Regions from separate parts of the Mus musculus genome. Here region 2 is linked to region 1. A link is a loop called in an ENCODE intact Hi-C map of the cell type or tissue named here. Cell type or tissue: left cerebral cortex. All regions are shown on one strand. Links, peaks and the distances in the headings refer to the core of each region. The heading gives the core; the rest is flanking DNA. Region 1 has its middle 13 kb from the start of Gm32069. Region 2 has its middle 27 kb from the start of Sox5os3.

Region 1 (11,244 bases), core at 1,328-9,327:
TGGGCCCTTGCAGGTGTTGGGCAAGAGTCTGCTGGCAAGGAAGCCCGGGGCTCGAGTCGAGCAGAAGGTACTTGTGCCCCAGATCAGGCCCGGGTAGCCTGCTTCCCTATGTACTGCAGTCTCAAGTTCCGCGAGATTGGATTGGGGCAGGCGCTGTGTTCCACTCACCAGAGGTCTTAGGGTCCCATGGGGAGTCCCGTGTGGGCCCTTGCGGGTGTTGGGCAAGACTCTGCTGGCAAGGTAGCCCGGGGCTCGAGTCTCGACGTCATTCCATTCTTAAGTCTTCATTGAAGAGAACTGGAAGCCCATGACCTCAGGAAGATGTTCATGGCACCCGGTCATGGCATCATGTGTTGATAAAGACCATAAGCAGGAAAGAGCCAGTGGGGTGGACCAACAGAACATGTTATACAACGAAACACTGCTATAGGACAGGTGGGGGAGCTGCTGAAATGGCTCAGTCACTAAGGATGCCCGTGGTGGCCTGAGTTCATGGAGTACCATGTAGGAGGACAGAACTGATGTGTGTGGGGTATATGTGTGCCATGGTACATGTACTACTAACATAACACACACATGCACACATATACCCCACACACGTGTGCCATGGGACATGCACTACTAACACACACATGTGTGCCATGGTACATGTACTTCTAACATAAACACACACATGCACACATATACCCCACACACGTGTGCCATGGGACATGCACTACTAACACACACACGTGTGCCATGGGACATGCACTACTAACACACACATGTGTGCCATGGTACATGCACTACTAACATAAACACACATATACATATACCCCACACACATGTGCCATGGTACATGCACTACTATAACATACTCACACACAAACACCGCACACATGTATGCCATGGTACATGTACTATGAACATAAACACACACACATACATATACCCCACACTCATGTGCCATGGTACATGTACTACTAACACACACACACACACACTGAATAAATAAAGATAACACAAATGTTGGGACTGGCGAGATAGTTCAGCAGACAAAGGCATCTGCTGTAAGCCTGATGACCGGAGTCCGATTCCCAGGACCACATGTGGAAGAAGAGAACCAACTTTCTAAAACTGTCCCCTTGACTCTGTATGTGTAGGTGTGGGGACATGTACTCATGGGTTCCTACATACAGTAAATAAATAAAAAATACATAGAGTAAAATAGTATGTTTTTAATTAAAAGGAAATGACCAATACATAAACAGCAGGCAGGCAGCAGCACACAGGAAGTCAGCAGTAGGTAAAGGAACCAAGATAGTCACTCACATATGCGCAACAGTGGGGATGGACATGAGGGAAAATATGGGAATGGAAGGGTTAAAACAGTGTTGCCAGGGGCACCAAGCGTGAGAGACAAAGTCACCCGAAGCTGGATATGAGATAGCCAAGCAGCGCTGATGGTCTGGGCTGGCTGGCTTCTTCTATAGCTTTCTCTGTTAAAACCCGTTCTAGGCACGGATGCTTATCACGTATTCCTGCTTCTTATGTTGCTTCTAATAAAGCTAGAATGGAACGCGTTAAAAGTAACCACGGTTCCTAGGGACCTGCTGCAGTTCAGGAAACAGACCCTGGAGAGTCCCAGACAGGCACCAAGAACACAGTCACCGCTTCTTGGTGGCTTTGGGGATCCTGTGAGGTCAGGGCTAGCAGCTCCAGCCTGTTAACTAACGACAGATAACCGAGGCCTCCAGCTAGCAGAGTCAAGGCAGAGCTCAGCGGGGTGGGAGGCTAGGGTAGGGGGTGGGGTGGGGTGGGGTGGGGGAGGAGAGAGCAGCACAGGGCACCTCAGCCTTTGGGTGGGGGTGGGGATGGGGATGGGGGCGGGTGCGGGTGCGGGGCACGTGCATGAGCATGCGGGCCCTCCATTGGCTCAGCCCACGTTAGTACAGAGACTTATCCAGTTGACAGGTTACTCAGCCCATGCTGTGTGAAACCTTAGACAAAGCAATATCAGCGACCTTTTCCCTCTAGAAACCCTTCCCAACGCTTGGAAATTTTTTCAATTTTTAAAAATTTTCACGTCACTCCCATTTTCACTTATCCGTAATATTTCCTACTATGCCTGCTTCTGCTTTGCGTATTCTCACGAGTCCACAGCAAGCTTGATGCTCCCGTGTCAAGTCAGTCTTTGATGACTGTGAGTGTCCAGCATCTTAGGTCCTGGCTCTCATCCGGATGGGTCATGAAAGGTCGTGTTGTTCTCAGAACCCCTACATCAGTACTGATATATAAAAGATGAGTTTTTAAATGTCAAACATGAAAGTACAAACTGCAAGACAGCCACATTTACCAACATCTAGAAAAGATAAACTGCAATGGAAGAAAACAGACAGGCAGCGTCCTCATCCAGGGCAGGGAGCGGATTGGCCGCAGAGGGGCATGGGGGAGGGGCTTGGGAATAATGAGGAACGATGTATTTCAGTCGATGCTTCAAATTTGTCAAAGAACACACATAAAATAAAATTGGAGGCTTAAAGTTTAAAGAGGTTGAGAACACAGCTTAGTCGGTTAAAAAGCTTGCCACAAAAGCATGAGCACCCATTTAAAAAGCCATACGCTGTACCCTAAAGCCAGGCATTGTAGCCTGCATTTGGAATCCCATACCAGGGAGGAAGATCCTGGTGGGTCTCTCTGGACAGGCAGCCTAGCCTAGTCCAGGAACCATAGGTTCTAGTGAGTGACTCTGTCTTAAAAGGCAGGTAGTTAAGAACACTTTTTGCTCTTCATGGGATGTGAGCTCGGCTCTCGGCACCTGTGTGGCCTCTGTGGGCACTATGCTCGCACTCATGTGTATGTATCCCATACACGTAGTTGAAAATAAACACAAAATCTTAAAAAGAACAAGGTGGATGTCCCCTTAGAAATCACAGCTCTCACTAAATGGGCAATTCCAGACAGATTACATAGCCTTTCCGGCCCCCAGTTTTCTCAGATATAAGATGAGGAGGCTGAACAAAAATGAACTTTTTTCCCCCCACTTTCACACTGCCGAAGTGTTGAGCTGTCCTCACTTCCAGGACGGCTATTCCTGAAGGATATTCCATCAACCCTTTTGGCTCCGTTTTATCGGCTGTGTTAGTGAAACAGAAAGCCCCTGTTCAGGTTGTTTGCTGGTATTTCAAGACAGAGCTACGAGGGATGGAAAAGCTAAGGATACAAATACAGCAGGGAAAGTGGTGCCTTGACCGAAGTCTTCCTATAAAAATTCCTCCAAGGTACCTGCGTGTGCACGGAATGTCTGAACACTTCTGCAGATCCGTTACTATCAGCGCTGGCCAGTGGTCACAGTTAGAGCATCGAAAGCACCCGGGTTATTAAGTGCCTGCTTGAAATACCTCCCTGCGCTTGTCATTAGGAAGGAAAGAGACAATAGAGAAAATGGTAAACGGTGGTAACGTTCCCGGGGAACCTTGTGCTGTCCGTGCTACGATACTGAAATAACTTCAAGGGATTGGCTCAGACTCAAACAGGAAATCGACCGAGTCAACATTGGACTTGAGATAATGAAGTGATAAAGGAACCAGGGTGTGGAGCGACTGGAAGAGGAGGCCCTGCAAGTGCTGGGGTCTGGTCAGCGGCTGTTCCTCAAGACTGTTTTTAATTAAACCTCTCCATCCAATGCTCACAAAACCTAAATACAATACTGAATTAGTGCCAGTGGGAACAGCTATAATATAAAAAAAGCAACAGTAACAAATGGGGCCTGCAAAAACCCTTCCATCTTGCCCAGGCCAAGTCTTAACCCACTTTTCTTTATTGATGGTCCTATTTCAGGAGGTAACAAGACAATTAAGAAAACAAACCCATTGTGGAAACAGATGCAGAAACAGCTGAAAGAGAGGAAAAGAAACAACAACATCACCATCATCACCACCACCACCATCATCACCAACAACAATAACAACAACAAGAACATCATAGAGAATGAACTGGCAGTTTCCCAGCCCCTGCCCACCTAGATCTCTTTCTCTGTCTCACTCTCTCTGTCTCACTCTCTCTGTCTCTCTCTCTCTGTCTCTCTCTCTGTCTCTCTCTCTGTCTCTCTCTCTCTGTGTCTCTCTCTGTCTCTCTCTCTCTGTCTCTCTCTCTGTCTCTCTCTCTGTTTCTCTCTCTCTGTCTCTCTCTCTGTCTCTCTGTCTCTCTCTCTGTCTCTCTGTCTCTCTGTCTCTCTGTCTCTCTGTCTCTCTGTCTCTCTGTCTCTCTCTCTCTCTCTCCCTCTCCCTCTCCCTCTCCCTCTCCCTCTCTCTCTCTCTCTCTCTCTCTCTCTCTCTCTCTTGATTGTAGCTGAGCTCAGCTGTAGGACCTAGCCCTGTGAACTTGACTTCAGAGTCGAAGCTTGGTAGCAGGGCCCAGAAAGAAACCGTGTGAGGTACCTAGTGACGGCTGCTGTTCAGCCAAGGCTCCACACCAACCAAGAGTTAAGCCAACCAGCCCCGGAACTCTAAACAGAGTTAGTCAACAAGCACCCAGAGGTTGGCACAGGCTAGCAATGCCACTCATGCCCCTGAAGAAATAATGCTGAGAGCTTTTAAATCAAGGTGTTGGGTGTGTTGGAGACATTATGAGACATCCCAGCCTTTACACTGAGCGGAAAGGCAGGATGCTCTAGACTGTTTAAAACAGTGTTGGGAAAGGATCTAGATCCATGAGTGGCTGTGCTTTAGTCAGACCATGTTGGCTATGACTCATGGGGATGAGAAATTGCTTTCCTAACTTCATGTCTTTTACTTTAATTTTGAGGTGGGCATACAATCCCACAAGAAAACATGAATGGTTTCCTAATCTGATGACCCCGGGAAGGCGGCCACATCCCACCTGTCCTGACCTAGCAGGGACACTGTCAAAGTCTCTGAAAAGTTAGGTGAGCCCTTGCTGTATGATCCCTTGAAGGAAGAACCAAAACAGAGAAATAAGATGCCTTTTTTATGTTGGTGTTTGACAACCCAGCGTTCTGGTAGTGATTTTCCACCCTTGGTCTATCTCGATGCTTTAAATAGCTCCTGGGTTAAAAATAGCACCTGGGTTAAAAATATCTGCTTAATAAAATAAGAAACACGCAGCCAGCAAATTAGGAAGTTAGACGATGTTCACTAAAACTAATTCTGAAGACTGTGGAGGGTGGAGTCCTGGTAGACTTGAGGAAATGTTACTGTCTCGGCCTTTCTCAGACATTTTTCTCCCTTGAAGCATCACTCGAACAGCATCTCCACACACCAACACCGCAGTTACAATGAATGGCATCCAGTCAGCCTGCATGGTGAGCCAGTGAGGTACAGAACCCATCTCCTCTTGAGTCGGATGGCAGCTCATCCAGGCAATCGCCTGATAAGCATGGTGGCCACAGAGAACACTGAGGGCTTCAGGACCCAAACGTGTGACTCAACGCTACCATGCTTCAGGGGGACCACACACGGGGAAGAGGAGAAAAATCGAGCAAGGTCCCTCTGCTTTAGGCTGTTTGGGTCTGATAGAGACTAGCAGTTTGTGGTTGAGATGGCTGCATTGCCAACTTGTAGACCAAAGAGTGGACCATTTTTGGGGAGTGGGGGTTGATCCTTTCTTCTTTCATTCAAACAGATACAACTGCATGATGAGTTTAAAGACCTGGTTCTAATGCCTGGACACCACTCAGGGTGCATATTCTACCCTGAAAGTTGGTTCGTGTGGACAGCTTCCCTGTCTCTGCTGGGTCCTTCCCTAAGTTGGGGGCCTTTCACTTTGGTGTAGTTGGCCCACATTTAACCTCTCTATGACTCTCTGTCTCTGTCTCTCCTTTCAAACATATATTTGTTGTGTGCGTTAGATTTTATGTTTTATGATATTGTTATCCGTTATAGCGTAGGCTCTTCCAAAAGAGTTTTGCTTGGTTTTTGCTTGGTTTTGAGACAGGGTCTCCATATATAGCCCTGGCTAGCCTGAAACGAATTGTGTAGCTCAGGCTGACACTGAAAACTCACAGCACTCTTCCTGTCTCAGCCTCCCAAATCTGGGGTTATAGACACATGCCACCATGCCTAACTTTCATTTTTTTTTAAAAAAAGTAAGCATTATACCTTTTCTTTAAATATATACTTATGTTGTTATTTATTGTTGCAAAGAGGCCTCAATAGGAGTGAGTTGCCAAAATAAAAAAACCTCCTTCAGGAGTTATCAGGAGCAGAATCTTCTCTTCTCTTCTCTTCTCTTCTCTTCTCTTCTCTTCTCTTCTCTTCTCTTCTCTTCTCTTCTCTTCTCTTCTCTTCTCTTCTCTCCTCTCCCCTTCCCTCTCCTCTCCTCTCCTCTCCTCTCCTCTCCTCTCCTCTCCTCTCCTCTCCTCTCCTCTTCTTTTGTTTTCTTTTCTTCTCTTTTTTTCTCTTTCCTTTCCTTTCCTCTCCTCTCCTTTTCTTTCCTCTCCTCTCCTTTCCTTTCCTCTCCTCTCCTCTCCATTCCTCTCCTCTCCTCTCCTCTCCTCTTCTTTTGTTTTCTTTTGTTTTCTTTTGTTTTCTTTTCTTCTCTTTTTTCTCTTTCCTTTCCTCTCCTCTCCTCTCCTCTCCTCTCCTCTCCTCTCCTCTTCTTTTCTTTTCTTTTCTTTTCTTTTCTTTTCTTTTCTTTTCTTTTCTTTTCTTTTCTTGAGACAGAGTTTCCCTAAACAGGCCCTGCTGTTCTGGAACTCACTAAGTAAACCAGGCTCACCTTGAACTCACGGAGATTCACTTGCCTCTGCCTTCTGAGTGCTGGGATTAAGAAAGTGAGCCAACCTGTGTGGCCTAAACAGGGACCATTCTCACAGGAAAGCTCCATGCTAAAGGAGATCACATGTAATCCAAGCAATCAGTTCCATAATGAGGAAAGCACCTGTGTTCCTATGCATATGCGTGCAATGTACTCAACCTGCACATGTCCTGAAGCAGTGAACATGCACACACGTGTGCACATACACGTAAGACTCTCGTCTTAATGATTAACTCAAAGGGAAGGCCAAACGAAGGTGTGATATTGGTGGTCCCCGTTGTAAGATCTGGTCTCTCTGGAGCGTGCAGCTTCCTCGCACGCCTGGAGCCACACTAGCCGGAGGTTCACACCAGACCACCAGTCAGTTCAGGTTGCAGATTATGAAGAGAGTCCTTGACAGTGCACATATGGTTTGGGCCCACACGAGCTCCTGCCAGCCTCTCCACAGAAACTTATTTCTGCACAAGGTCATTTCTTCTCATCCAGTCATGGCTAACTACTAGGAGTGAGAGTGTATCGTCCAATTGTGAATGACTCCCCAAGCCAGTGAGGCTCACGAGTGGATAATTGCTAGTGTGATATAATTTTATTTAAAGTGCTAAGTTATGATCTTGTTCTCAAAATTCTGTGGCAGTATGAGACACATCTGTAATACTTCCTTCCATTAATGTGCAGGCCTCTTTTCTACATGGCTTATTTATTTTCTTCCTTATTTGTTTACTTTTATATTACTGAGGATTGACACGCAGGTCCTTGCGTATTATAGACAAGTGCTCCACAATGGAACTATGTGCTTAACGGGTTAAAATGGCTACTGTGTGTATGTGCATGCATGTGTGTGCATGCATGCGTGTGCATATTTGCATATATATGATGCACATGGGTATGCACATGCATGTAAGGCCAGAGGTTGACACTGGATATTTTCTTCAATCAGATTACATATCGAGGTGCAGTCTCCCACTTGAATCCAGAGCTCACGGATGCAGCTAATCTAGCTAGCCAGTGTGTTCTGTGGAACCCAGACTCTTAGAGTAAATAAGTTGGCCAGATACTGCCCTCAGTCATCAAGCCCTTGCCCCATCCATTCGCTTACTTAGTGCCACACCTTCTCCTCAGAGATGGGAATTGAGGGAGACCCTGGCTAGCTCTCCCTACCTGACAGAATGTTGATACAGGGGTGGCACCCAGAGCAGAAGACCACACACAGAAAAGGGAAGAGCTTTGCCAGTGCCCATTCCGAGGTTCCACAGTGCTGCCTAAAACGGGCACTGATGCTGCCCACAGATGTCTGGCTTCCACCACAACTGGTGGTTGTGTGCAAAAGCTGCTTCGAAAAGAGGAAGTGGGCACTGGTAACTCAGGATTGCCTAGAGCCCATGCATTAGTTGAACATAAATTTCACTTGGCATTACAAAGCACGGTAGAGGGAATGCTCCTGTGGCAGAAGCCAGGGTCTCCCCAAAAGGTTGTACAACATAGCAAGATGCCTTTGCTCAACAAACCCAAAACTGAACCCCTCGTTTCCCCTTTCAAACCCATTGTCTATTTTTATAAATATGCTGGAGGTCAAGCTAGAAAGCTCAGCACCCCCTTTGACTCTACACCCCAGCCATCCTTCTCACTTCCCACATTACACAGTCAGCCATGTTTCTTCTAGCTTTTTAGAACCCCTTCTAAGTTTCATGTCAGTTGACCTCATACATTACCAGCAGCCCCGTCCCTTCTCCTCTCCTGACCATCCTGAACCTCCTCACCACAGCACTGTTCTGAGCATAGGCTCTGATTGTGCAACTCCAGAACAGCAGTTTTAACCTGTGTGACAGACTGTTGACCTTGCTGCCCCTCACACAGCGTCTGAACGCATCTCTTGCTGCTAAGTTTGCACTCCACCTCCTTTTGCTTCCTTATTTGCAGGCACTCATTTTAAGGCTTGTTCAGTGCAAATGGCTCAGCCACTTCCCTTAGTCACGCTTCATTGTCTGCTTCCATATGTCTGTGCATAATGGCTTTATCCGCACACAGAGCTGGGGGTGGAGCCTTGACATCCTTTCTCAACATTCCTGCAGCTTCTCTGAGGCCACCTTCCTACTTTACCATGAATATTTATAGTATCTAACTCCCCATCTCTACAGGACAGTCTTAAGGACTGAGGAATGGGTACTTGAGGCCACTTTGCTTTTACCAATTCTGTGATAGAAGAAGGGTGCACTGTCATTTTGCAGATAAAGAAACAGGCAAAGCCAGGCATGGTGCCAAATGTCCATAATCTCAGCACTAGGGAGGCAAAAGCAGAGGATTTCTATGAGTTCAAGACTGGCCTGTAAGCCCAAACTACAGGATGAAATCTGCTCTCAGCAACCCAACCCATTACGACCCAACCCAAACCCAACCCAACCCAAATCAACCCAATTCAACCCAAACCTAAGCCAACCCAACCCAAATCAATCCAATCCAACCCAGCCCAAACCCAACACAACCTAACTCAACCCAACCCAATCCAACCCAGCCCAACCCAACCCAACCCAACCCAACCCCAACTTAACTTAACTCAACCCAACCCAAAGGTGGAAGTAAATGTAAGTGTCTTATGAGCTGAGAAACAATGATAGCAGTGTACAATACCATCTACTTATGCTGCTATTTAATCTTTTATTTCATGCAACCTCATCAGTCTTTCTTACCATCTACATCCTAAGTGCGCTTAAAGTGTGTATGTGACTTGGGGATGTCTTTACTGCAAGCCCTTTTCATGATATCTGATAAAGGTCTTCATTGCTTTGTAAGTGTTTTCAGACTTACATGGATATTACAGCTTATGTGGTGGGCAACTGACAGTTTTACTTTTCCTAAGAGTGTTTTCAAATCTCCCCCTCTTACATCTGTCTATTGAATAGATGTGAAAATAAATAGAATAACATGAAAATTTATTACAGGAAGGAGAAAAGCCCTCATTTTATGAGACACCTCAGGATATGTGTGGGTGTATATATATATATATTTCCACCATAGGAATGGGTTGAATTAGGTTGAGTTGGTTTTGGTTGGGTTGGGTTGTTAAGAACAGATTTCATCCTGTAATTTGGGCTTACTTCATACTTGCTATGTCCAGGCCATCTTGAAGTCACAGAATTCTCCTGCTTTAGCCTCCTTACTGGGATTATATATACAACACCTATCTATCTATCTATCTATCTATCTATCTATCTATCTATCTATCTATCTATCTTCTCTCTCTCTCTCTCTCTCTCTCTCTCTCACACACACACACACACACACACACACACACACACACACAGAGAGAGAGAGAGAGAGAGAGAGAGAGAGAGAGAGAGAGAGAGAGATTTCTCCTGTTTTTCTTTATTTCAAAATATAGTTAAACACATGTAATCAGACATAAATAATTCTGGGAATGAAGTCAGGTGTTCTGCAAAAGCAGTGCACCTTCTTAGTTCTCATGCCACCCTCAGTCCCTCAAATATATTTACATGGGTCAATCAAACCTCACCCGATGAAGGTGAAGATATCAAGGGCTATCCAGAGCCATCTCCAGCATCCTTTAACTTGTTTGTCAGCAATATGGCACTGAGGACTCCAGCACCTCCTTACTGAGAAGTAGAGTAGACAAGATAATGAAGGACAGACAGTCATGGGATGCTGGCAAGGAGAACTTGGCTTTTAAAGCTCAAAGAGAGAAAGTAAAACTAGTTTATACTGGAGTGGGTGTTTGTTTATTCTACTTATCGGAAGTTAGAGCCGACCGTCATGCCCAGTGAGTGACCTTAAATCTCCATAGTTGAGTAGAAGTTAATGGACCATTTGCTGATAAATGTTTCCCAGAGAATAAGCCAGCTCCCCAGTTGGTGTGTGCGTGTGTGTGTGTGTGTGTGTGTGTGTGTGTGTGTGTGTGACATATTTTATGTTATCTAACTAAAAATAAATCTTTCTTTCGTAGGAAACTGTAAACAATGCCTCTAAACAACTCTTTATATAAATGAAAAGTCTAGAAGCTAATGGCTAGTTCATTTAATTCAACAACAAAATATATTTTAGCATACCTAATGATTACAAATTTCTAGTATAGAAAGTGGGAGTGTGATGTCTCTCTATTTTGCGTGCGGGTGCACGAGCATGGACACACACACACACACACACACACACACACACACACACAGGAACAATTGGGGTTGGTATCCACACACTGCTTCCCAGTATTTTCACTGTGAAGCAGGAAGTCTGTTCAGGATTATTTCCATTATTGCACTGTGTTAACATCCAAGTTCTGTTCTACATCTTAATAGAACAAACATGTGGGACACAGTCCTCACTCTGAGACAATATGTTCTAAGTGAGAGCAGCGATGGGAGGAAATTAACCCATCAGCCGCTTAAGAGAGCCTGAAGGCTGTGGGAAACCCAGTGGGCCTTTCAAGCTCCTGGCTTTCACCCGTTTTCCCTTTATCCACTAGAGGGGGTGATGCACCTCCAT
Region 2 (11,244 bases), core at 2,078-10,077, 180 kb after region 1:
TATGAAATAAGCATTTTATATGAATGTCATTGTAATGTACTTCCAGTTACAATGGGAATGGACTTAGAATCTTACACACAACACACACACACACACACACACACACACACACACACACACACACACACCGCCACTTGCCCCCAGTATCTAGCAGACTCGTTTTCTCTCTTTCAATTTTTAATTCTTTTAGATACTTCAGAATGTTACATTTAATATTTATTCTCAAAGTAGTATGTCTGTGCTCAGCCTCCTTTGAGAACATACTCTGGGCTTCTGATATTTGCATCTGTGAATTTCAGGTGATGTGTTCTTCTTGGAAATGATTGGGGGGGGGGTGCTGTGAGTGGAGGATAGGTAGATGGAAGGGTGAACCAAGACAGAGAGTTCCGGTGGAGGCCTTGGCAGATTCTGTGAGGGGTCTGGGGATGCCAGGATGCTGCAGCAGAGGCTCCGGTCTGTCTCTGGACCTCAGCATTTAGTAATGTTTAGATCTCAGCAGCCTTGGGGCGGGGAATGGGGCAGACATCAGTGTCTACAGCTGCACAGCTGAGAGCTGAGATTGGTTGGACTGCTGTGGACAGGCAGTGGAGGAGGACCAGCAGATATTGGGACAGAACAGGACAATGCTTCCTACAGGTGGACTCGGATAGGTTTCAGATCCTGTGCTTAACCAAGAGTGGTGAATTTACACTCACCATGGAAGCTTTGTGTTGACTTTCGTGGCTCAGATCTTAAATAACTATTTGATTCTTCACTCCATTTTTTGGCAGTAAAGTGCACACACACACACACACACACACACACCTTTTACTAACAGAATTCATGGATTTCCCCATCGCTCCTTTCAAAGTAGAACAGTTCTCTCAGCTCACATTTTTTGAAGAATGTGCTATTGAAGCAAAACCTGGGTTAGGGACTCTCTAAGAAAGAATATAAAGTAACCCCCTCAAATGGATTCACATCCCTCTCTCCATCCCCACACATCAACCCCCTTGGACAATATACCCATTTTAAAGACTGCAGGGTCTTTGTGTTGGGAAGCAGGGTCAGTGCAAAGACATGGTCAATCTCTCCTTCCCTGGATGCTAAATTAATGGGATGCATTTGTAACGTGGACGAGCAAAGCTCTCCTTTAAGGGCAGGACACTGCATTTTTTTTGTATCCATCCTCTGAAGTGCCACATAGGTCAGCTAGCGGGAAAGCTGACTTCTATGCTTCATCTACACAGTTTTTCTACTGAAGGAAACTTGAGTGTCAGCCAGTCACCCTGATCATGGTCAGTATGGTCTGCTTTGAGCCCAGATTGACTACTATGTAGCTTGGGCCGCCTGCCAGGCCAAGCATAACCAACCTCCCATAGCCAACCAGATCTTCCTCAGCACACATCTCTCAGATACGACAGTATATCCCTCCTGCTAGAGCCCTTTACGCGCCAAACAAAACAGACACTTGACTGACAGCAGCAGAACCAGTCCTTTGTTTTCTCTTTAGGGACCTAGTTTATGTAAAGAAGTAAATTGTCTCCTAGAGATATGACAGGATCAGTTGGTCTCGTTTGCAAACAGTCCCACTGGCTGGCGATGTGAATTCAGTCAGTGATTTTTCAACTGGTGGTAAAGGGGAGTCCCTGCATTGGTGTGGCTTCTTCGGGGGTCCCGCAAAGGGAAGTGATTTTGTGGTGGTCACATTTTAGTATTGTAGTTTCTATGTTCCCTTTCCCCACTATTAATGTTGTACACTCATTTTGAGCCTAAAAATGTTTTAAAACATGTTCCATAATCTTAAAAAGTAAAAAAAAAAAATTATAATTATTCTTGGAAACAAATGCCGACCACATGTTACATCATGAATAATTCTCCCAGGCTTCCCTCCTCTTTCCAAACAAAGGGTCTAGCCTCCTCTTAGTCCTTTTTTTTTTTTTCTTTCTGTTTCTTAGTTTTTAGGACAGGGTCTTATACTGTAGCCCAGGCTAATCCAGAATTCACTATTTAGCCAACGTTGACCTCAAAATCCACCATCCTCCTGCCTCAGCTTCCTAATGACTGAAATCACAGGTCCCTTTGACTCATTATAAACTTCCATCCTCTGGCTTGCTCCCCGCCAGCCACACTGGCTGGCTTGATTTCCGTCCAAATGATAGGATGGCTCCTATGTTAGAGCCCTCGAATTTACTCCTCCACGCCTGCTAATAAGTTACCTGTTTCCTGATCCCCCACAGTCTGATGTGCTTAGGACTCCCATCCTAAAGTTTAAAAATCAGGTTTTCTCCCTAATAGGAACCACCCTGAACACGTCACATATTAATTCTTATCGATTCTGCTCCCAGATGTTTATAGATGCCAGGAAGGGTTTTGATTTGTTTGTTGTTGGCTATGAAATAGAGTCTCACTGTGGAGTCCCAGCTGATCCGGAACTAGGGCGGATCTGGCTGGCCTAGATCTGCCTACCTCCATTGCTGCCTGAGCGCAGAGCGCTTAGAGAAAGGCATATGCCATCATGACAAGTTAACAGAGCTCTTCATACCCCATCCACTCCAAAGCATCTAGCTAGTATCTATTGGAATGCCCAAGCTCAAATGGATGCGTGCTCTCCCGGAAACTGACCCAGCGGGTGGCCAGAGCCATGCCTGTTTGAGAGTCAGAACTGCATTATGTATGGAGCTGGGGATTAAGCCATCTCTTGTGTGCATCTCAGCAGCTCAGAGATTTTGCTGGGGTGCCTTCATAGGCTGTAGTGTCTGCTTCCTTTCTTTCCTGGCACTCCCCTGCTCTAGCCGCAGAGGCACGAGCATGGTCCGACTTTTCACACCTTGTTTAGACGCCAGTGTTTATTGTAACTCCAGTGTCTTAAGTTTCCTACCTCTTTAAATCCACAAAGCACTTCAAGAAAGGATTTCCATGTATTATATTTTCTTCAGAAAGTCTTATCTCAGGCAGACATATTTGCCCGTTTTCTTTTTTATTACAAGAACAACAAAAAAAAAGTTTACAATTATTACGCCGGCAGAGCGCTCCTTGCCAGGCTGGGTTGGTATCTCTCCATGAAACCACACACAATAAAACAATTTCCTAAAAAACTTCACAGAAGATGCTGATACAGGGCTTCAGAGCACTTAATTATTTCTTTTTTTTCCCCCATTGTTTATCATTGTTTTGTCAACATTCCCTATCACTACCCATAATGCCATGGGTTTGGTTTTCTTTGAACATTCCTTTCTTCTGAACTTACTGTGAACTTGTGCCTCTAGCAGGCCGTCCTAGAATGCCATGGTCGCTTTAGACAGGGGAGGGGGAGGGGAAACCAACACTTTGGTGGTAAAAGGTGCTAAAGGCAAGCTTGGATTCTATTAACTAGTGAAAATACTTGTTCTCCTAGCTACTCCTGGGTCGAAAAGCAAAGCTTGATTTGAAAGGTCTAGGTTGTAATTTGTACATACTTAAGGGGAGTCAGGAATTCCATGTGCTTAGGGAGGAGGGAGATTTGGTGGAATGCAGGAGGATTGCATAAATGCCAAACAAGATAGGAGGAGGCCAGCCCACTGTCACATATACAGCTTAGGGTGGCGGAGAGGAATGTTTGTTTTATGCTCAAGATCAGCAGACATGATCTCCCCCACACCCCCAGATTTTTAAAACCTCTTTGCATATAGTACTCTCTCAGGAAGTCATTGTTCCTTTTAAGTAAAAAAAAAAAAAAATCTGGAGAGGGGAAGGTGAGGAGGTGGAGGGAGAGTGGGGGGTGGAGCATAGGGGGTTGGGGGGGACTGGCTGGATCCTGGGCTTATAGCCTAGCAAAATTAGCAAGTCTCCAAGGCCCAGTAAGAGACCCTGTCTCCAAAAATAAGTGAGGGGTGGCCCTGAGGAGTGGCACCAAAGCTGGTGTCCCATTTCCTAAAACATATACATGTCCCCACCTACACACAAACACATACATGTCCCCACCTACACACAAACACATACATGTCTCCACCTACACACAAACACATACATGTCCCCACCTACATACAAACACATACATGTACCCACCTACACACAAACACAGGAGTTACCCAACTTGTGTTTTCAGGCAACTATTTTTTAAAGGATTCCTTATACATTCCGATTATGTGATTAGTCCAAGTCAAGGGTTTGCATACAACTAGGATATTCAGCTATTTCTTCTTACATAGAAATATGTAAGAATTTATCCTCAGGGAATGTCTTGGGACCCAGGTGGACACATGGACCTGTAGCTCTTTCTGAGCTCTGTGGGCACAGTTTCCCTTGGCTATCCAGAAGTACCTGTAATAGAATTTAATTTGTAAGTTAAACACAATAAACAGTTAGCAGCAATAACTTGCTGTAGGTTTAGCAACCTCCACTAATATTTTTATAACCTTCCTTATTAAATGGGAAGAATTTTATCCTTTCATGAAGATGCACTTTAAGGTTTCTCTTTAGAATGCCGAAGTTATCAATATCATATTTCATGCATGCTGCAGTCATTATTAAGCAAAATCAATTACTTAAAAACAAGTCTTATGCTTCTATGGCAGTCTCCTTAGTTACCTGACAGCAGGTAAGTGAGGAGTGGGCGGGTATCCTAGTGTATACAGCTAGGATACACTGATTGAGGACTGGGAGGGTAGTGTATACAGCTAGGATACACTGGCAGAGAGAGTGGGCAGGTAATGTATACAGCTAGGATACACTGATTGTGGAGTGGGCAGGTAATGTATACAGCTAGGATACACTGATTGAGGAGTTGGAGGGTACTGTATACAAATAGGATACACTGACTAAGGAGTAGGAGGGTAGTGTATACAGCTAGGATACACTGATTAAGGAGTAGGAGGGTAGTGTATATGGCTAGGATACATTGATTGAGGAGTGGGCAGGTAGTTGCCAACTTTGTGATTGCTCATTTTTTACCATCTGAGAACCATCTGGTCAGTTCTCAACCCCTGCTATCTGCTGGGTGTGCCTTAAACTGATACCAGAACAGTTTGCTTCTGTGTTTTGTGGCTTAGTGTTCTGTTCTCAGAGATCTGCGTTTCTCACTTACTCTTCCATTTTGAAGCACATGCGTAATCTTCAAGAAGGATTTCTAAACACTCACCATCTGAATCATTATAGAAGAATTAAAAAAATACAAGCCAGTTAGTAAACTTGGCACTTGGGAGGGAGAGGCAGGAGCTCTGAGGTGAAGGACAGCTTGAAGCTAAAATCGAGAGATTCTGACTCATGAAAAAGAAGAAAGAAAGAGAAAACCAGAGGAAGGGATAAGGGAAGGACAGGAAAGAGAGAGGGGAAGGGAAGGAGGAGGGGAGAGCAGAAGAGGGAAGGAGGAGGGGACAGGGGGGAGGGAAGGAGGAGGGGAGAATGGGATGGCAGGAGAGAGAGAAGAGGGAAGGTTGAAATCATGCAAACTCATAACTCAGTCACAGCTCCACGAGCAGCTTCAACTCCCCAAACCAACACGTCCACGTGGAGGCCAAAGTCTTCCATCACACGCAAAACACAGCACCAGTTATACACCACAGGGTATACTGTGACATTCTCTTCTATCACAGAGTCAAATTTTGATTTAATTCCAATATAAAATGATAACAGTTTTATGGCACTCTCATACATAAAGGACCTTCTGATGTATTCAGTTGGCTATTTTCAACTTTTCATGGTGAGGTCTTGAGCTCAGAACTTTGGCAGGCTGACCGGAAGCAAGGCTTCACCATCCTGCTCGATGTCTTGGCATAGGCAAGGCAGCCACTGGCGATGTTTATCCAGTTTCACTTTGTGATTGTCACTGGAAATAAGTTACATGCAAGACGGATCCCTCTGCAGTCACACAAAGACTTCCTTGGTTATTTCTCAGTAATGCAAACTGAAATACTGGAAAAGGACTTTGTAACTCCTACAACTTGTTGGTGGCAACATGACATAGCCCTGTCCTCAGCACAAAAAGGTAACTGGGCAGTGTCTCCCATAGTTTTTAATCTTACTCTAATTTCATATAGTTGATATTTATTTTAATTTTATCCATGTGCTTAACTTTAATAAGCATACTCATCCAGAAAAACAGACGGATTTGGAATCTCCTTAAGTATAATGTGGCAGTGGTTACATCTTTATGCTAGTTTTGAAAATGCACGATTGTCTCAGCAATAATAAAGGTGTGGATGGGCCATGTTTTATAAGTACTCAAGTGCCTTATAACCATTTGAAGAGAGACTCTTTGGAAGCTCCACCAGTCAGCAAATGCTCAGGGTTAATAATGAGAAAGACTTGACTTTTGGGCATCTGACGACAAAGACTGTGAATCCTATTTCTTTCAGAGACGTGCACTTTCTACATTGTCAGTTCTCCAACTTTGGGCATTTGTTTCAACAGATTATTGGTGTATACTACACTGAGCCTTGAAGATGCCCTTCAGTAATTCAATGGTTGATGATAATGCAAATTTCAGAGTAACACACACACTAACAGATCTGCCAATGGGTTCAGATAATGGGGGAAATCACACTGATTTTTTTAAAATAAATATTTGTATTTGTTAGAGAATTTTATACATTTTAATCATATTAACCCTCAAATTAACCCCTCAAAGAACCACCCCATGTCCTTCCCCTTCCTTTTTGTTTTTAATTTAATAGCCATCCACTCCAACTTACACTGCCAATATACTTCTGGACGTGGGGCCAGTCAATGGAACATGGTAGGCCTAACAGGACCCACACCCTTAAAGAAAACAGCTCTCCCGTCCCAGCAGCCAGCAATGTCCGCAGATCTTCAGTTAGGAGTAGGGATCCAAGGGCCCCCTGCAGTTCTAGCATGGAACTGCAGCTAGCATCTACTGGCTTGCTCTTCTTGTGCAACAGCCACAGCTGCTGTGAGACCCTGAGTACAGCTGCCTGCTCACATCCAGAGGACGATGTTTTGCTCTGGTCCTCCCTGACCTCCAGCTATTTCAGTCTTTCTGTCTCCTCAGATGGTCCCTGAGCCTTGGTGGAGGCCCTGTGCTGGCTAAGCACCCCCACCCACCCACAGCACATCACACACACACACACACACACACACACACACACACACACACACCACATACTCAGTCATTCTCTATACTTCCGTGAATTGTGAGTCTCTGCAGTAATCACCACCATCTGCTACACAAACAGGTTTCCCTGATGGGGCCAGAGAGCTACCCTGTATAGTATAGGGATATGAATGTAGAGAGCAGTTTGATACCATGTCCACTTAGCAAAATGACAGTAGTACGCTCACCTCTGGGTCTGTCATTGATTTTTTTTTCTCAATTCAAATTTCACATATGAAAATATGACAAGCAGTAATTTCAATCTCAGCAATGTTACTCATGGAATAGATGAACATTCCAGTAGCAAGCATCAGTCTTGTCTGCGTTTCTACCCCTTCATTAAGCCATCTTCTGACAAACTGTGGCACGCGTATGATCTGTGTGATTAGATGTTATCCTGATGCATGTCTCACTTTGTTTACTTTGTTATAAATACAATAATATAGAGGGATGTGCTGGCAGAGTCATACCGGCGGGCTTATCTCTTTCGGACCCTGCACAATCCAGAAGACAGACCGTGTGACCAGACTCCAGTTTTCAGTTGGAGGGCGATGTACTCACGTATAATAGCAAATGCATGGTTATGTGTGTGCATGCACGTACGTACTTACATATATACACATACATGAGCATCACATGCATGCGTATTTTCACTTAGGTAAAGTAACTTGCTCAGGTTCTAGCGTAGAGTAAATAAACCATTCTTTGTTATTTCCATTGCAGAAGCTTTTACAGAACTCTGCCATCTCATTTCCACCTGAGGGGGGAAAAAGAAGCTGACTTTTAATCATTAACTCACTGAGAGCCAGGCCGGCAATATTTGTCTGTCACATGGCATACCATGTCCTAGTAACTTGACACACACTGTCTTGCTGTTCCTTGTCACTATGTGGATAAAGCACAGAATGGTCGCATTTTCCTTGAGGCCACACAGCTAGGAATTCATAGCATTTATGTTTAAACCTTGGTAGCCTTCCAATGTCCTGTGCCGTGGCTACAATTCAAAGTGGCACTTTCCCACGGGCTTCCCAATGTGTTTGGAAGGGTGGCTTGCTTAATAACAGTCTTAATACCTGATGAGCAAACTCGTTGTTTATTTGTTTTTTAAAGAGCAAATTTGATCATCCATCCTGGCAACGAAGCAGCCTTCTCTTTTCTTGCTATGTCTGATTTTCACGCTGACTTTTGAAAAGTGGACTTGAGGCTTGGTGAAACAGGAGTGTGTATCTCAGAGACATGGAGTGGAAGATTGATGCCTGGAATGAATGTTCTAGGATTGTTCGGATCAGTCAGAAGGATTAGTCATAGTTTGGTTATAAAATCAAGAGTTTTGCCTCTTCTGATAATAGTCATCAAATTTACATGAGTTTGCGTTAAAGGGTTTCATGTGCAGTGTTCCAACAGATAACCAACACACAGCTTTCCCCTCTTTCTCAACCTGAAAGATCACTTTTAACTCACCCTGAAGAAGTCTGGGCTGCAGAGCAGGGTTTGGGAGGTCTGTTAGCTCATACCTCAGTCATTCGTCTTTCAGTCTAGTCCCAAGTCTCCACAGCCAGCATCAAAAGGCCTGAAAAATCAATATTTGGGTTCTGAGCCTTCTGCATGGGGGTGGGTGGGCACTGCGACCCACCTTTTTAATTTGCCCCCTGATGTTTTTCTCTAGTTTCTTTTCCTCGCCTCTTCCTGAACTAGGAAAGGCAGGGATGTTTTATCAAGCCCCGGTGGCCACTTCCACCAGCGTGCATCCCTGCCTGTTAGTCTTTTACTGTTACACACATTCACACCTCATGTATTTTGCTCTAAAACAGAACATCTGAGTTGATTCTGCGCTTGCAAAGACCTCAGAGAGATGGAAGATGGATTTAATGTTGCTGTTTTTAGATGGGGCTGTAAATAGGATGGCAGCTGTCCTTGGATGCATAGCTCATATACGGTACACACGCTGAATAGACGCAGATGAAAGATTGCACCCAATTAATCCTCACAAAAACCCTACATCTCAGCCATCAAAAACCTTAACCATAGTGTATGTATTTATTCTATACCCCCACAGATGTAATCTCACACTTTGAAGGGGACTCGTAAAGAGAGTGGAGATGTCTACCATCCCCAGGAGGGTTCAAGTGACCTTTTAAATCCTGCAGACAATTCAAATCTATGTACATGAATGATCTATCAATATTGGTTAGGCACACTTCTTTACGATGCAGGGTCAAGAGGTTGCTCTTTATAGGAACTGTTCCTTTGCTGGAACAGGCTGAAGCAGAAAGTTCCTGTGAAAGTCAGAACGTGGCAGTCACAGCACAAGAGCCCCCCAGAAGGTTCCCATTGAGTAGCAGTTGAGGATTTCTGTGACAACCGTCTCAAGTACATTGCTAACAGGATAGGCATGGTAGGTAACCAACTGTCCAGGAGCTTTCCCCAGATACTGCTGGCTGGGGAGATAACGTAGTCAGTAGTAGCCTGTGTGTCCTGCAAGCATGAGGTCAGCTCCCTAGCACTCACTCATAACCCCACAGCAGCTGGTTATAAATATGCATGCCTGCAATCCCAGCTGTGGAGGCAGAGGCAGGAGAACACTTGGGAACTTGCTGATCTTGCCAAACTGGTGAAATCTGAGTTCAGTGTGAGAGGCTTTGCCCCAAGAAATCAAGTGGGACGTTGACTAAGGAAGGCATTCAACAGTGACTTCTGGCCTCTGCCTGCTCACACACACACATGTATCCGCACATACCTGCAGGCCTCTCTCTCTGCGTGAAGAAGTGGTGGCTTATAAATATTTGAATGTGAAAATTCAATGTATAAAATTAAATCATGCATTTAATCATTGTGTACATAGGTGGTTTTAAAGTTCAGGCAGTAACAGAGGACGACAAATCAACTGCCCTGGAGGACACTGGGTCCTGCGGGAAGGCTTCCTGAAAGTGCTAATGACTTCCAGGGAAGCTGAGTAAGCGTTTCATTTCATAAGCGCTGAGGGGAATGGATCATGACCATGGGGGAGATAAGAACATCGATGGAAGAGGGACTTCACAGCCAGAGATAACATGGCGTGAGGCACTGTGGGATGGGGACACATGGAATAGGCTAGGGTTACCATTCTCCTACATATTTTCTATGTGTGAAGGAAGGCTGTTTGGAGCCTCCAGTAAGGGGGAGGCTGGGAAAAGCAAGTAAATTATGGAGAGAATTTCACTTTTACGCCTCTAACCGCAGTTTGCTTTGTTTCTGGGACATCCCCGGCGTTAAATCCTGACTCTGGTCCTTTGCTATCTTGTGATCTTAAGCAATCTTCTAAACCTTTCAGACTATCTTCTTCAGACACCGTGAGTTCTGATGTTTACCATGAGGCAGTGCATGGGCCAGACATGGTGACACACTACTCTAAGCCTAACCCTGGATGAACAGAGAACCCTGCTGTGCCAGGCTAGCTGGGTCAACATGGTGAGATTCAGAGAAATGTGGCCACATGGTGAGACCGAGTTTCAGAAAACAAGTGAATCGCTGTAAGAGATCCCTGAGTGGCACACGGCTACACGATATGTGGCACACAGCCATCCACGTGTGTGGCACACAGTTACCTGATGTGTGGCACACGGCTGCCCTGTGTGTGGCTCATGGCCAGCCACCCAGTGTATAATTGAGAGATAGTCATTTACTCATCTTCATCTGTGTCTTCTTGGCCACTGTTTGATAGCGTCACCTTAGTGTCTGCCTTAGTCTGCATGAAGCTGAAACCTAGAGGGCTGCCCGGGAGACTCAGGAGCTCTGGGCCAGGGTTTGGAGACCTGGGTTTTAGTTCCCATTGCATGGTGACTTCAAGTGTTCACTGTCAATTCAGCCCTCTCTCAAAGGGAAGACTGGGGGATGAAAGTCCGTGTGACTCACAGCCTTGTCATTCAGCCCCATGTCTCATGGGCAGCCCAGTGACCTGAAAGTGCTAACTTAGATAGCTGAGTTCCAGTAAAGGCTGACTAAACCAGATATTTTCTGTTCTGGTGAAATGTGATTTGTAACACCTAAACTCATTTTAAAGAGCTGTGCTTGCCCCATGTTTGCAGAAAATGGCAAAACTCAGAGCAAGTAATGCATTGGAATTCATGAAATATGCTAGGCCTGTGGTCTCATATCTGTTATCCCTGCCTTTCAGAGGCTGAGATAGGAGGACCACC

Evidence for each region. Hi-C counts contacts between places; a loop is a spot of excess contacts. Peaks named below come from ENCODE experiments on the same cell type or tissue, not always from the same donor. Only the 100,000 strongest peaks of a DNase experiment are listed, where the experiment ranks them.
Region 2: it touches region 1 in a loop (2.5-fold over the local background); 7 of 42 quality-filtered maps call a loop at or near these places.

Annotation. Positions count from the first base shown.
Region 1 is chr6:144,815,029-144,826,272 of GRCm38, reverse strand. It overlaps the pseudogene Gm20124. Among named protein-coding and RNA genes, the nearest start is that of Gm32069, 13 kb to the right of the region's middle. In left cerebral cortex, for the core only: no CTCF peak of the experiment used is centred there; DNase peaks (open chromatin) are centred at 4,661, 8,061 and 8,741.
Region 2 is chr6:144,640,472-144,651,715 of GRCm38, reverse strand. It overlaps a transcript of Sox5 not described here. Among named protein-coding and RNA genes, the nearest start is that of Sox5os3, 27 kb to the left of the region's middle. In left cerebral cortex, for the core only: a CTCF peak has its summit at 6,808; DNase peaks (open chromatin) are centred at 6,808, 8,923 and 9,576.